Regions from separate parts of the Homo sapiens genome. Here regions 2 and 3 are each linked to region 1. A link is a contact called in ENCODE Hi-C or POLR2A ChIA-PET data. All regions are on one chromosome and are shown on one strand. The core of a region is the stretch at or near the end of the contact, and the rest is flanking DNA. Distances in the headings are between cores, read along the strand shown. Region 1 overlaps TCF20 (transcription factor 20). Region 2 overlaps LOC124900479 (a long non-coding RNA gene). Region 3 overlaps SREBF2 (sterol regulatory element binding transcription factor 2).

The links. A loop is a pair of places that touch in the nucleus more often than their neighbours do. ChIA-PET counts read pairs that join two places held with the same protein, here RNA polymerase II (POLR2A). Pooled maps may share reads with other maps.
Region 2: POLR2A ChIA-PET joins it to region 1 with 14 read pairs in activated T-cell. The contact joins two enhancer-like sites. A Hi-C loop is called at or near these places in 1 of 37 single-sample maps with no recorded cell type and 4 of 50 pooled maps. POLR2A ChIA-PET finds 5 or more read pairs at or near these places in 2 of 52 experiments (activated B cell and activated T-cell).
Region 3: a pooled map shows a loop between it and region 1 (2.3-fold over the local background). The contact joins two enhancer-like sites. A Hi-C loop is called at or near these places in 5 of 50 pooled maps. POLR2A ChIA-PET finds 5 or more read pairs at or near these places in 2 of 52 experiments (BJ and activated T-cell).

Annotation. Positions count from the first base shown.
Region 1 is chr22:42,178,730-42,182,440 of GRCh38, forward strand. It overlaps TCF20 (transcription factor 20), which reads right to left. Exons shown (of 6, transcript NM_001378418.1): 3 at 880-973. Among named protein-coding and RNA genes, the nearest start is that of CYP2D6, 50 kb to the left of the region's middle. Within about 2 kb of position 1,707, at least 11 of the 41 ENCODE cell types and tissues checked have a DNase peak (open chromatin) inside an H3K27ac peak, as active enhancers do.
Region 2 is chr22:42,535,459-42,539,169 of GRCh38, forward strand. All of the region lies in intron 2 of LOC124900479 (a long non-coding RNA gene), which reads left to right. Among named protein-coding and RNA genes, the nearest start is that of SERHL2, 17 kb to the right of the region's middle. Within about 2 kb of position 1,818, at least 5 of the 41 ENCODE cell types and tissues checked have a DNase peak (open chromatin) inside an H3K27ac peak, as active enhancers do.
Region 3 is chr22:41,855,674-41,859,384 of GRCh38, forward strand. The region is part of intron 1 of SREBF2 (sterol regulatory element binding transcription factor 2); the gene reads left to right. Among named protein-coding and RNA genes, the nearest start is that of SREBF2-AS1, 23 kb to the left of the region's middle. Within about 2 kb of position 2,083, at least 9 of the 41 ENCODE cell types and tissues checked have a DNase peak (open chromatin) inside an H3K27ac peak, as active enhancers do.

The DNA of each region.
Region 1 (3,711 bases), core at 457-2,956:
GCGTCACATCTGGCTAATTTTTGTAGTTTTAGTAGAGACGGGGTTTCACTATTTTAGCCAGGCTGGTCTTGAACTCCTGACCCCATGATCCACCCGCCCGGCCTACAAATAATTCTTAAAACTTGACATTAAAAAGATAAACAACCCAATTTTACAATGGGCAAAGGATGTGAATAGCTATTTCTCCAAAGAAGATGTACAAATGGCCAATAGGCACAAGAAAAAAATGCTCGACATTAGCCATCAGGGAAATACAAATAAAAACCACAATGAAATAACATTTCATACCCACTGGGCTGGCTACAATTAAAAAAAAAAAAAAAAAGAAACACATATGACAGCAAGTGTCAGGGAGGACCTGGGGAAAGGAGAACACTCATGCACTGCCACTGAGAACGTAAAATGGGGCAGCCATTTTGGAAAACAGTCTGACAGTTCCTTAAAAGGTTAAACAGAGTTACCATATGATCCAGCAATTCTACTCCCAGGTACACATCCAAGAGAACTGAAAACATGTTCACACAAATGCTTGCATGTGAATGTTCTATAGCAGCATTATTCATAACAGTCAAAAAGTGGAAGTAACCCAAATGTACAGCAAAGCCCACAGAGATAGAAAGGATTGAGTCCAACAGAGCTTAAAGGGAAAAAAAAATCATAAAAATTTAAAAAAGAAAACAGAATAGTGGTTGCCAGGGACTGGAGGGAAGGGAAGGGAGATGAGTGCTGCTAATGGGTGGGAAGTTTTTTTATGAAGTGACAAAAAAAAAAAAAAAAAAAAAGAAAAGAAAAGAAAAAAAACAACGACAACAGAGAGAATCAAACTGTATGTCCTAATCCTTTGGATGCTCTGGACAAGGGTCTGTGGTCTCCTCTTACCTGCATCAATGGCACACGGGTAATGGTATCGGAAGGAGCAGCCTTTGTTGTAGCAGCCCAAGGTGGCGCCTGCCTCCTGGCAGTGGGAACATTTCTGAAAGGAAGGGAAAAGTCAGGCATGTCAGTATCCCAGATTTGGCCCTCTCCTCCAGGCCTTCCCTGGTCCCCATCTGTTAGACCTCAGCACGTGTCTCTGTGGTTAGAGGAGTCCGTGGTGGCAGGATGAGCTGGTCAATTTCTAAATGCCATTCACTGACCACACCATGGGAAGGGATCCAGCAATAATGTTTTAGACCAAGCCTCACAAATGTTCTCAAATCAACAATACAGCAGGGTGAGATGAGCAATCCATGTCATAAAGGACATGCCAGAGTGGGGTCCCCAGCCCTGCCTCTGGTACCCCCGCCATCCACCCACCCACACACTATGCCAGGCATTTCCTTGCTGCTATCGTGAGCGGCCTGCAGATCTTCCCTGTTTACTTCTGCTGTGAAAATCTGGGGTAAGAGAGGGTAAGGTAGTAGAGTTATATATAAACCTTTTAGAATTAGAAGTGGAATTTGGTTTCTAGTTCTTGTATTTGTAAGAAGATTTTATTTTTATTTTTGATCTACTTACCCCAAATGCCCAATACATTTCCCTTTTCAGAAAATATGGGCTCCTGTGTGCAAATGGTATTTTTATACATGAATCTTATTTTAAATGCACCAGAAAACCTGCCATGAATTTCTGGCTAAGTGAGACATTATTTTGTAATTGAGACACTCCTCCTTATATGGTCAGGTTTTCTTAAAGTGGGGCACATCTCTGTCAGCCCTGTGATGTGGCTGCTGTGAGTGCTCATCCTGTCAGGTAAGAAATGTGTCCTATCAGCAACAAACACATTCATAAAACTCAACCACATGTGACCCTACTAAGGATGCTGGCTCTTCAGATAGCAGAGGCACACAACCAGCAAGACTAGCTGGAAGAGACAGAAACTTGTTCCTGCTTCTATGAAAAATAAAAGTGTTCCCTAAGCAATTACACTGAGCTGGCTCAGGCCCCCGACACAGATACTGATGGAAAACTACACTAACGCCAGCAACAGCAAAGCCCAAGCGCTCGCCACGCTCAGACTGAATGATCTCATCCAGCCCTCTGCACTATTCCACCTGGCAGGCACTCCTAATGCTTCACGTGAAACTCTTGAGACACCAAAGGGAAAATAACTTGTTCCAGGTCAGAGCTGAGATTCTGGATGATCATCTCTGGCATCCTCCAGAGACAAAAGAGGTAGGAACAAGGGCTGGAAGAGATTAGTCCTTCAAAAGCTTTGCCCTGCTCTCAGAAGATCAAGGTCCTTCTGGGTGCCCATAATCAGTAAATGTTTATCATGTGCCCTCGCACCCTTGTTAAGAGAGAAAAGATCATTTGGTCTGGAGTAAACCAAGGACAAGTTCACAGCATTTCTAGTAGCCCTAGACTCTGTCGACCTTTGTCAGTGCCACAGAGCATCTCAGAATCAAAAGGACTATCAACTTCAGAGAAGGGAGTGTGGGTAGTCCATCGGTGGCCAACCTGCAGCCATGTCTGCTGCCACTTTCTTTTTTTGAGATGGAGTCTTGCTTTGTCGCCCAGGCTGGAGTGCAGTAGCGCAATCTTGGCTCACTGCAACCTCTGCCTCCCAGTTTCAAGCCATTCTCCTGCCTCAGCCTCCTGAGTAGCTGGGATTACAGGCGTATGCCACCACGCCAGGCTAATTTTTGTATTTTTAGTAGAGATGGGGTTTTGCATATTGGCCAAGCTGGTCTCAAACTCCTGACCTCATCGCATCTGGCCTCCTGCTGCCACTTTCTTACTCAAGAGGCCCGAAGATATGGCCCTCCCTACCCTGGGGGATGAATCACAGTGAGTGGTGGCCATTTAGGAATGGGTATGGTCAAGCATTTCTGGTAGGAAAGTCTGCAGGAAAAAGGGCTTCTGAAAACATTTTGCACTCCCCCCAACCTTTTTTTTTTTTTTTTTAATATATTTTGAGACGATGTCTTGCTCTGTCACCCAGGATGGAGTGCAGTGGCACAATCATGGCTCACTGCAGTCTCTACCTCCCAGGCTCAGGTGATTCTCCTGACCTCAGCCTCCCGAGTAGCTGAGACTACAGGGTGTGTGCTACCACATCCAGCTTTTTCAAAAAATGTTTTTGTAGAGACAGGGTCTCACTATGTTGCCCAGGCTGTCCTTGAACTCCTGGGCTCAAGCAATTCTCCCATCTCAGCCTCCAAAAGTGCTAAGATTACAAGCATGAAAGTTTCACCCTCTCAAAAAGAGACAAGAGGGAGGAACAGGTAATTTTTCTTGCGCAGCCTCTGTGAGGATTAGACAGTGGGATCTGTGGCAGCCACAGTATCACCATGAGGGGACAGCCCTGAAGACAAAGCCAGCCTGCTGAGGACAGAAGAGTGGCAAGATGGAGAGACCTGGGCCTACCATGACACTGTCAAGCACTAAATCACCCAAACCCAGGACCAGGCCACCTCTAGCCTTGTTACAGGAAACTTGGGTGCTGCTGTAGAAGGGTTAAGTATGCATGCTCTGGAACCTAAATAACTGCCTGGTAAGTGGCTCCACTTTCTAGCTCTGCCTTCTTGGCCAAACTCCTAACCTCTGTTCCTCAACCTACAGACGTGGGACTAATAATAGCACTCACCTCATAGAAATGTCATAAGGGTTAAATGAATTAATTCAGGCTTAAAACAGTGGCTGGGTCAAAAGTGCTAAGTAAATGTGACCCAAGATGACCATGTGTCAGACATATGCTAGATAATCTACAAAGACCATCTCATGAAAAGC
Region 2 (3,711 bases), core at 568-3,067, 360 kb after region 1:
ACAAGGAAACAAAATGAGGCCCCGCATCTGCAGCCTGGCCCTCCCCGCCACCTGCACCCCTTCCTCTGAGGTCCCCGGCTCTGCAGGGGCCGAGCGGGCGGCACCCGCTCCTGGTGGTGGCATTGTTGGGACCCGCTCACAAAACACAGTTGTTCTCTGCAATGGCTCATTTCCCTTTCTGAGACTTTTTGTTTGTTTGTTTGTTTTGAGACAGAGTCTTGCTCTATTGCCCAGGCTGGAGTGCAATGGCACAATCTGGGCTCATTGCAACCTCCGCCTCCCGGGTTCAAGCAATTCTCATGCCTCAGCCCCCCGAGTAGCTGGGATTACAGTTGTGCATCACCATGTTGGGTAATTTATGTATTTTTAGTAGAGACAGGGTTTCACTATGTTGGCCAGGCTGGTCTCGAACTCCTGCCCTCAAGCGATATGCATGCCTCAGCCTCCCAAAGTGCTGGGATTACAGGCAGGAGAATCACTGGAACCTGGGAGGCGGAGGTTGCAGTGGGCCGGGATCATGCCACTGCACTCCAGCCTGTGTGACAGAGGGAGACTCTCTCTCTCAAAAAAAAAAATTTCCTCTTCCTCCAAGGTTTAAAAATCATATAAATGTACCTTCCTCTCAATTATGCTGTGAACTTAAAACTGTTTCCCCAAAATAGTCTTTTAAAAAAAATCAAGAATACAATAGGCATGGTCTAGAAGAAAAATGTACAGGTTGCAGGCAGGAGACACCAAGCAAATCATTTCATATCTGGAGGCCTTCATTTATTGCTCCACAAGGTTAAGAGTTCAACTCACACCGGGGTCTATGAGCTAACCTTTCACCAGGGCATTCTGTTCAAACCTTGGGCCTCACTTCGTAAAAGTCCAGGAAATTACTCTCCCTTTCTGTTTGCACTCGGCCTCATGCCATGGGCCTCCTGGGCAGGTGCACTGCTGCTCCACCGGTGCTCAACACATTTTTGCTAAAGGAATGGATGACCCCAGAAAACACATACAAGCTGGGCACAATGGCATGTGTCTGTAATCCCAGCTACTTGGGAGGCTGGGGTGGGGGATCGCTCAACGCCAGGAGTTGAGGCTGCAGTGGGCTGGGATCGCACCTATGAATAGCCCCTGCCCTCCAACCTGGGCAATGCAGCAAGACCCTGTCTCTAAAAATTAAAAAAAGACAAAATAATAACAATAAACATACGAATAACTATGGCCGGGCACGGTGAAACCCCGTCTCTACTACAAATACCAAAAATTAGCCACGTGTGGTGGCGGCTGCCTGTAGTCCCAGCTACTCTGGAGGCTGAAGCAGGAGAATGGCGTGAACCCAGGAGGCAGAACTGGAGTGAGCCGAGATGGCGCCACTGCACTCTAGCCTGGGCGACAGAGCAAGACTCCCATCCCAGCACTTTGGCAGGCCGAGGCGGGCAGATCACCAGCTCAGAAGATCGAGACCATCCTGGTTAACACGGTAAAACCCCGTCTCTACTAAAAAAAACAAAAAATTAGCTGTGCATGGTGGCGGGCGCCTGTAGTCCCAGCTACTCCGGAGGCTGAGGCAGGAGAATGGCATGAACCCGGGAGGCGGAGCTTGTAGTGAGCCGAGATCGCACCACTGCACTCCAGCCTGGCCAACAGAGCAAGACTCTGTCTCAAAAAAATAAAACAAACAAACAAAAAAAAAGAAATTGTACCAGCTTCTGAGAATCATCAAAGGTAGCAGAGGAGGGCCAAGTCAAAGCCACAGAGTGTAGAAGCCTCAAGATGAAGTTCAAAGCCATACAGTCCTAAGGAATGCTAGGAGTCGGTAACACAGCAAGTTAATATCTTTGGGTAGACACGTGCAGCTACAGCTGTGGAATAAATTTCCTCCTGAGAGTGAAACTCTACAGTGCACACCACCTACAGTGCATTGAAGCAGACATTATGCAAACACTTCAAGAGAAAGGACACTTGGTCTCGGACCAGCGAAGCCCGTGGGCCCTCGGTGTGATAGTCTCAATGTATCTGTAAGAAGAGTAGGTCAGTGGCTGGTCAGCATCAGATAAAACAGTCAACAAAGCCAGCTCTGGCTGTGCCCATAGCTCACGGCAACTCACTTCCTCCAGCTGCTCAGGCCAACACCCGTGCGTCATCCCTGACTCCTCCCACTCTCACAACACCCAGCAGCAAATCCTGTTGGCTCCACTTCAAAATGGATTCTGGGCCCAGTGCTGTGGTTCACCCCTATAATCTCAGTACTTTGAGGGGCCGAGGAGGGTGGATCACTTGAGGTCAGGAGTTTGAAACCAGCCCGGCCAACATGATGAAACCCCGTCTCTACTAAAAATACAAAAACTTAGCCGGGTGTGATGGTGGGCGCCTGTAATCCCAGCTACTCGGGAGGCTGAGGTAGGAGAATGGCTTGAACCCAGGAGGCGGAGGTTGCAGTGAGCTGAGATCGTGCCATTGCACTCCACCCTGGGCAACATGAGTGAAACTCTGATTCAATAAATAAATAACCACATCGTTTCTATTTGATGTTCTCTCTGGATGTGTATAATGAAATTTCCCTTTTTCCTAAGGACACCTGTCATATTGGAATATGGCCTAGCCTGATATCTTGATTTTAACTTGTTCACCTCTGAGAAGAACCTATCTCCAAATAAGATGACATTCTGAGGTAGTAGGAGTTGGAACTTCAACATGTGAATTTGGTGGGGAGAACGAGTCATGATTCAATCCATTACAGTCCTACCGAATTGTGAGCTAACAATGGGTGTTATTTGAAGCTACTGAATTTGGTGTAATGGTGTGTGCCTGTAGTCCCAGCTACTCAGGAGGCTGAGGCAAGAGGATGGCTTGAGCCCAGGAGTTCAAGGCTGCAGTGAGCCATGACTGCTCCACGGCACCCTAGCCTGGGTGATCTTGTCTCAAAAACAAAACAAAACAAACCACCACCACCACCCACAACAAAAAACAGCTGGGCGCCGTGGCTCACGCCTGTAATCCCAGCAATTTGGACACCAAGGTGGACAGATCACGAGGTCAGGAGTTCAAGACCAGCCTGGACAACATGGTGAAACCCCGTCTCTACTAAAAAATACAAAAGGCCAGGCGCAGTGGCTCATGTCTGTAATCCCAGCACTTTGGGATGCCAAGGCGGGCGGATCATGAGGTCAGGAGATCAAGACCATCCTGGCTAACATGGTGAAACCCCGTCTCTACTAAAAATACAAAAAATTAGCCAGGCATGGTGGTGGGTGCCTGTAATCCCAGCTACCTAGGAGGCTGAGGCAGGAGAATCACTTGAAAACTGGAAGGCGGAGGTTGCAGTGGACCGAGATTGCACTGCTGCACTCCAGCCTGGGCAACAAGAGTGAAACTCTGTCTCAAAAAAAAAAAAAAGGGCCAGGCGCGGTGGCTCATGCCCCTAATCCCAGCACTTTGGGAGACCAAGGCGGGCGGATCATCTAAGGTCAGGAGTTCGAGATTAGCCTGGCTAACATGGTGAAATCCCGTTTCTACTAAATATACAAAATTAGCTGGATGTGGTGGCACATGCCTGTCATCTCAGCTACTCGGGAGGCTGAGGCAGGAGAATCGCTTGAACCCAGGAGGCAGAGGTTGCAGCGAGCCAAGATCACACGCCGTTGTACTCTAGCCTGGGCAACAGAGCAAGACTCCGTCTCAACAACAACAACAACAACAAAAAAGAATTGTACCAGCCCCTAA
Region 3 (3,711 bases), core at 833-3,332, 320 kb before region 1:
ATAGAAAGTCAAACAAGGTGATGGTTCCATAGAGCATCAGATAACTTTTAGGCAGGCAGCTTAGACAGTGCTGTAGTATAACTTTTTTTTTTTTTTTTTGAGTCAGGGGTCTTGCTCTGTTGTTCCAGGCTTGAGTACAGTGGTACAGTCGTGGCTCACTGCAGCCTTGAACTCTGGCCTCAAGTGATCCTCCCACCTCAGCCTCCCAAGTAGCTGGGACTACAGGCATGTGCCACGAGGCCTGACCAAGTTTTTTTATTTTTTAGAGAGATGGGGTCTCACTATTTTGTCCAGGCTGGAATGCAGTAGCATGATCATGCCTCACTGCAGCCTCAAACTCCTGGCCTTAAGTGATCCTCCTGCCTTAGCCTCCTGAGTAACTGGAATTTTAGTATAACTTTAAAGAGGCATATAACGTTTTTTTTTGGTCTTATTTCCAAGTTTTAGTTAATTTTTCTTTCCTGTTTTCTTGAGACATGGTCTTGGTCTGTCACCCAGGTTGGAGTACAGTGGCACAAACTCTGCTCACTGCAACCTTCACCTCCCAGGCTTAAGCAATCCTCCCACCTCAGCCTGCCGAGTAGCTGGGCCTACAGGTGCGTGCCACCATGCCCCCTGCTAAAGTTTGTATTTTTTGTAGAGATGGAGTCTCGCTATGTTGCCCAAGCTGGTCTCAAACTCCTGAACTTGAGCGATCTGGCCACCTCAGCCTCTCAAAGTGCTGGGATTACAGGCATGTGCCACCACACCTGGCCAATAATTTTCTTTAACAAAATAAATCACAATTGAGTTCAAGAACTAAAAGATGACTAGATCATCTGAGGTGGAAAAGAGTCCCTGGTAAAAGTAATTTTAAATAGTTTTGAAGTAGAATTGTGAAATTCAGAGTTTGGAGAAAGGAAGAGGGTGGTCACAAGTAGAAAAGAGAAGACATGGCACTTACATTCAAAGAAAGATTGCCCTACCCCACCCCTCAAAGGCATGTGCAGAAGAGGGAGTGAGTACTTTTCCAGGGTGGATGATGAACTAAAGTGGGTGGGAAGTGAAAACCTTTGGAACAGAAGGGAGCAGTTCATAGGAAGCTTGGAAGCTTGTGTTAAAGAATTTGATTTGATTAAGGGCCGGGCACGGTGGCTTATGCCTATAATCCCAGCACTTTGGGAGGCTGAGGCAGGTGGATCACCTAAGGTCAGGAGTTCAAGACCAGCCTGGCCAACACGAAGTCTCTACTAAAAATACAAAAATTAGCTGGGCGTGGTGGCAGGCGGCTGTAATCCCGGCTACATGGGAGGCTGAGACAGGAGAGTTGCTTGAACCTGGGAGACAGAAGTTGCAGTGAGCTGAGATCATGCCACTGCACTCCAGCCTGGGCAACAGAGCAAGACTCTGTCTCAAAAAAAAAAAAAAAAGAATTTGATTTGATTTAAAAGGCTGTTGGATGAACAAGATACTCAAAGAAGATGTTCGTCACTGGGTAGGAGGCTATGGTTGAAATTAAGGCAGAGTGTGGACGGGAGTGAAGAGGTAAATCCATGATGCTAAGGAAGGAGACTTGAGTGAACTTAAGGCAGGAGGAAAAAGAAAGAGCAATGGAAAGTGGAGCTGCAGATCCCTCTCCTGTTCAAACTATGAGAGCTGGCTCAGGTCCCCTGCTATAGTGGGCCAGAAAAGCCTGGACTTCCACTGCTTTTTCCTGCAGAGCTGAGTCCCTCCAGGGCTGCCATGAGAGGCGGGGAGAGAGAGCACTAGACAGAGAAGACCAGAAGACCATTTGAGAATTCCTTTGGGTTTCCTTCATGATTCCTTTTTCTTCTCATTCTGAATTGTTTTATTTTATTATGTAATATTCGGTATATGCAAAGGAATATATGACACCTTTGTGTGTATTACAAAACAAGCATTTGAGAATCCGCACCTCTCCACCCAATTTTTCTTTGTGGTTTCTTTGCCAGTAAAAGAGTTCACTCATCTGTTGCTTAAAATATAGGATGCTTGAGTCACCAGCTTGCCATCCTGTGTCATTCAACACCTCCTCCAGACTCTTCGCAGGAAGGTGACCCAGAAACCCCTTGAAGGACATGATACCGTCCCTGTGCTCTGATGTGCCCCCTGGTGTTTGAGTGGAGTGATTTTTAGATAGCGGTTTGCCTGTTAAAACCTTCCCTTTGTTCCCTATATTATTGCTTGCATTTTAGGGCTTCTCAGTTGAAGGATGTGGTTGAAAGAGCCCAGTTCCTCAGCTGCTCCTCTGGGTGACTAGAGTGTGGGTAACTGATGTTTTAGGTCCTGGAGAAAGCAGTGATGATCACAAATAGTAGAATGGAGAAATGGTTATCTCATATTGATCTTCAGGTTTGTTACTAGTCTACATTTGGTTTTTTAAATAATTATTAGAAAAAAACATTGTGGGTGGGGAGATAGGATCATTATGATGAAACAGTTCTGTACATTCAATCAGGATACTTGTTGGGAATTAGATTTTGCATTTACCTCCCTCACTGGTGTGGTCCATCTCATTTTCAGTGGCCTACACACATCACACACCATTATTATTTCCATGTTCTTGTACTTGTTGGGCAGCTCTAATATGAAAGATAAAATGAACGAAAAGTACAAATGAAGAAAGTTTAGGTGACTATTCCTCTGATCTTGAGGATGAGGGTTTTTCTTAAGCGTTACACAGAAGCCATGTAATTTCACTATACAATGTAAAAATGGTGTATAGTCAGTTCTGCTATAGTTCATCATGTGCATTTCTAAAAATCATGCCATGCGAAATCATGCAGTAAAAAACACGGAGTGGGCATGTTGGCTCATGCTTGTAATCAGGAGGCTAAGGTGGGAGGATCGCATGAGGCAGGGAGTTCAAGACCAGCCTGGGCAACAAAGCAAGACCCAGTCTCTCTTACAAATAAAAAATAAAAATTATCTGGACATGGTGGTGTGTGCCTGTACTCCCAGCTACCCAAGAGGCTGCAGTGGAGGATCCCTTAAGCCCAGGAGGTAGAGGCCACAGTGAGCTATGATCACATCACTGCACTCCAGCCTGGGTGACAGAGTAAGACCCTGTCTCTAAAACAGAAACCCAGAACTTACTGTGAAATGGAGGGTTAAGGATCACAACAATAAAAAATCTCATAGGTGACCAAAAAAAGGAAAAGATTTATTTTTTAAAAAAGATAGGGACCTGCCGGGCACAGTGGCTCACACCTGTAATCCCAGCACTTTGGAAGGCTGAGGCGGGTGGATCACGAGGTCAGGGGTTCGAGACCAGCCTGACCAACATGGTGAAACCCCGTCTCTACTGGGCGTGGTGGCGGGCGCCTGTAATCCCAGCTACTCAGGAGGCTGAGGCAGGAGAAGTGCTTGAACCCAGGAGGTGGAGGTTGCAGTGAGCCGAGATCCCGCCACTGCACTCCAGCCTGGGCGACAGAGCAAGACTCCGTCTCAAAAAAAAAAAAAAAAGTGGGGGGACCTAATAAAACAGTCACACAGTTTTATAGACCAGAAAAACTAAGAAATATATAAATACCACAATGAAAAGGCACTTTGGCTTGAAAAACACCTGAGGTTTGCTTGTGGGAAGTAAGTGTCATTAGGTTACAGCTTGGGAGTTATCAGGAAGTGGTGGAAGGAGGGCTGTCTGAAGTCCAATGGAAAGTTCTGACATCAATGTGATGAATGTGATTCATAACACATGCAGTGACCTGA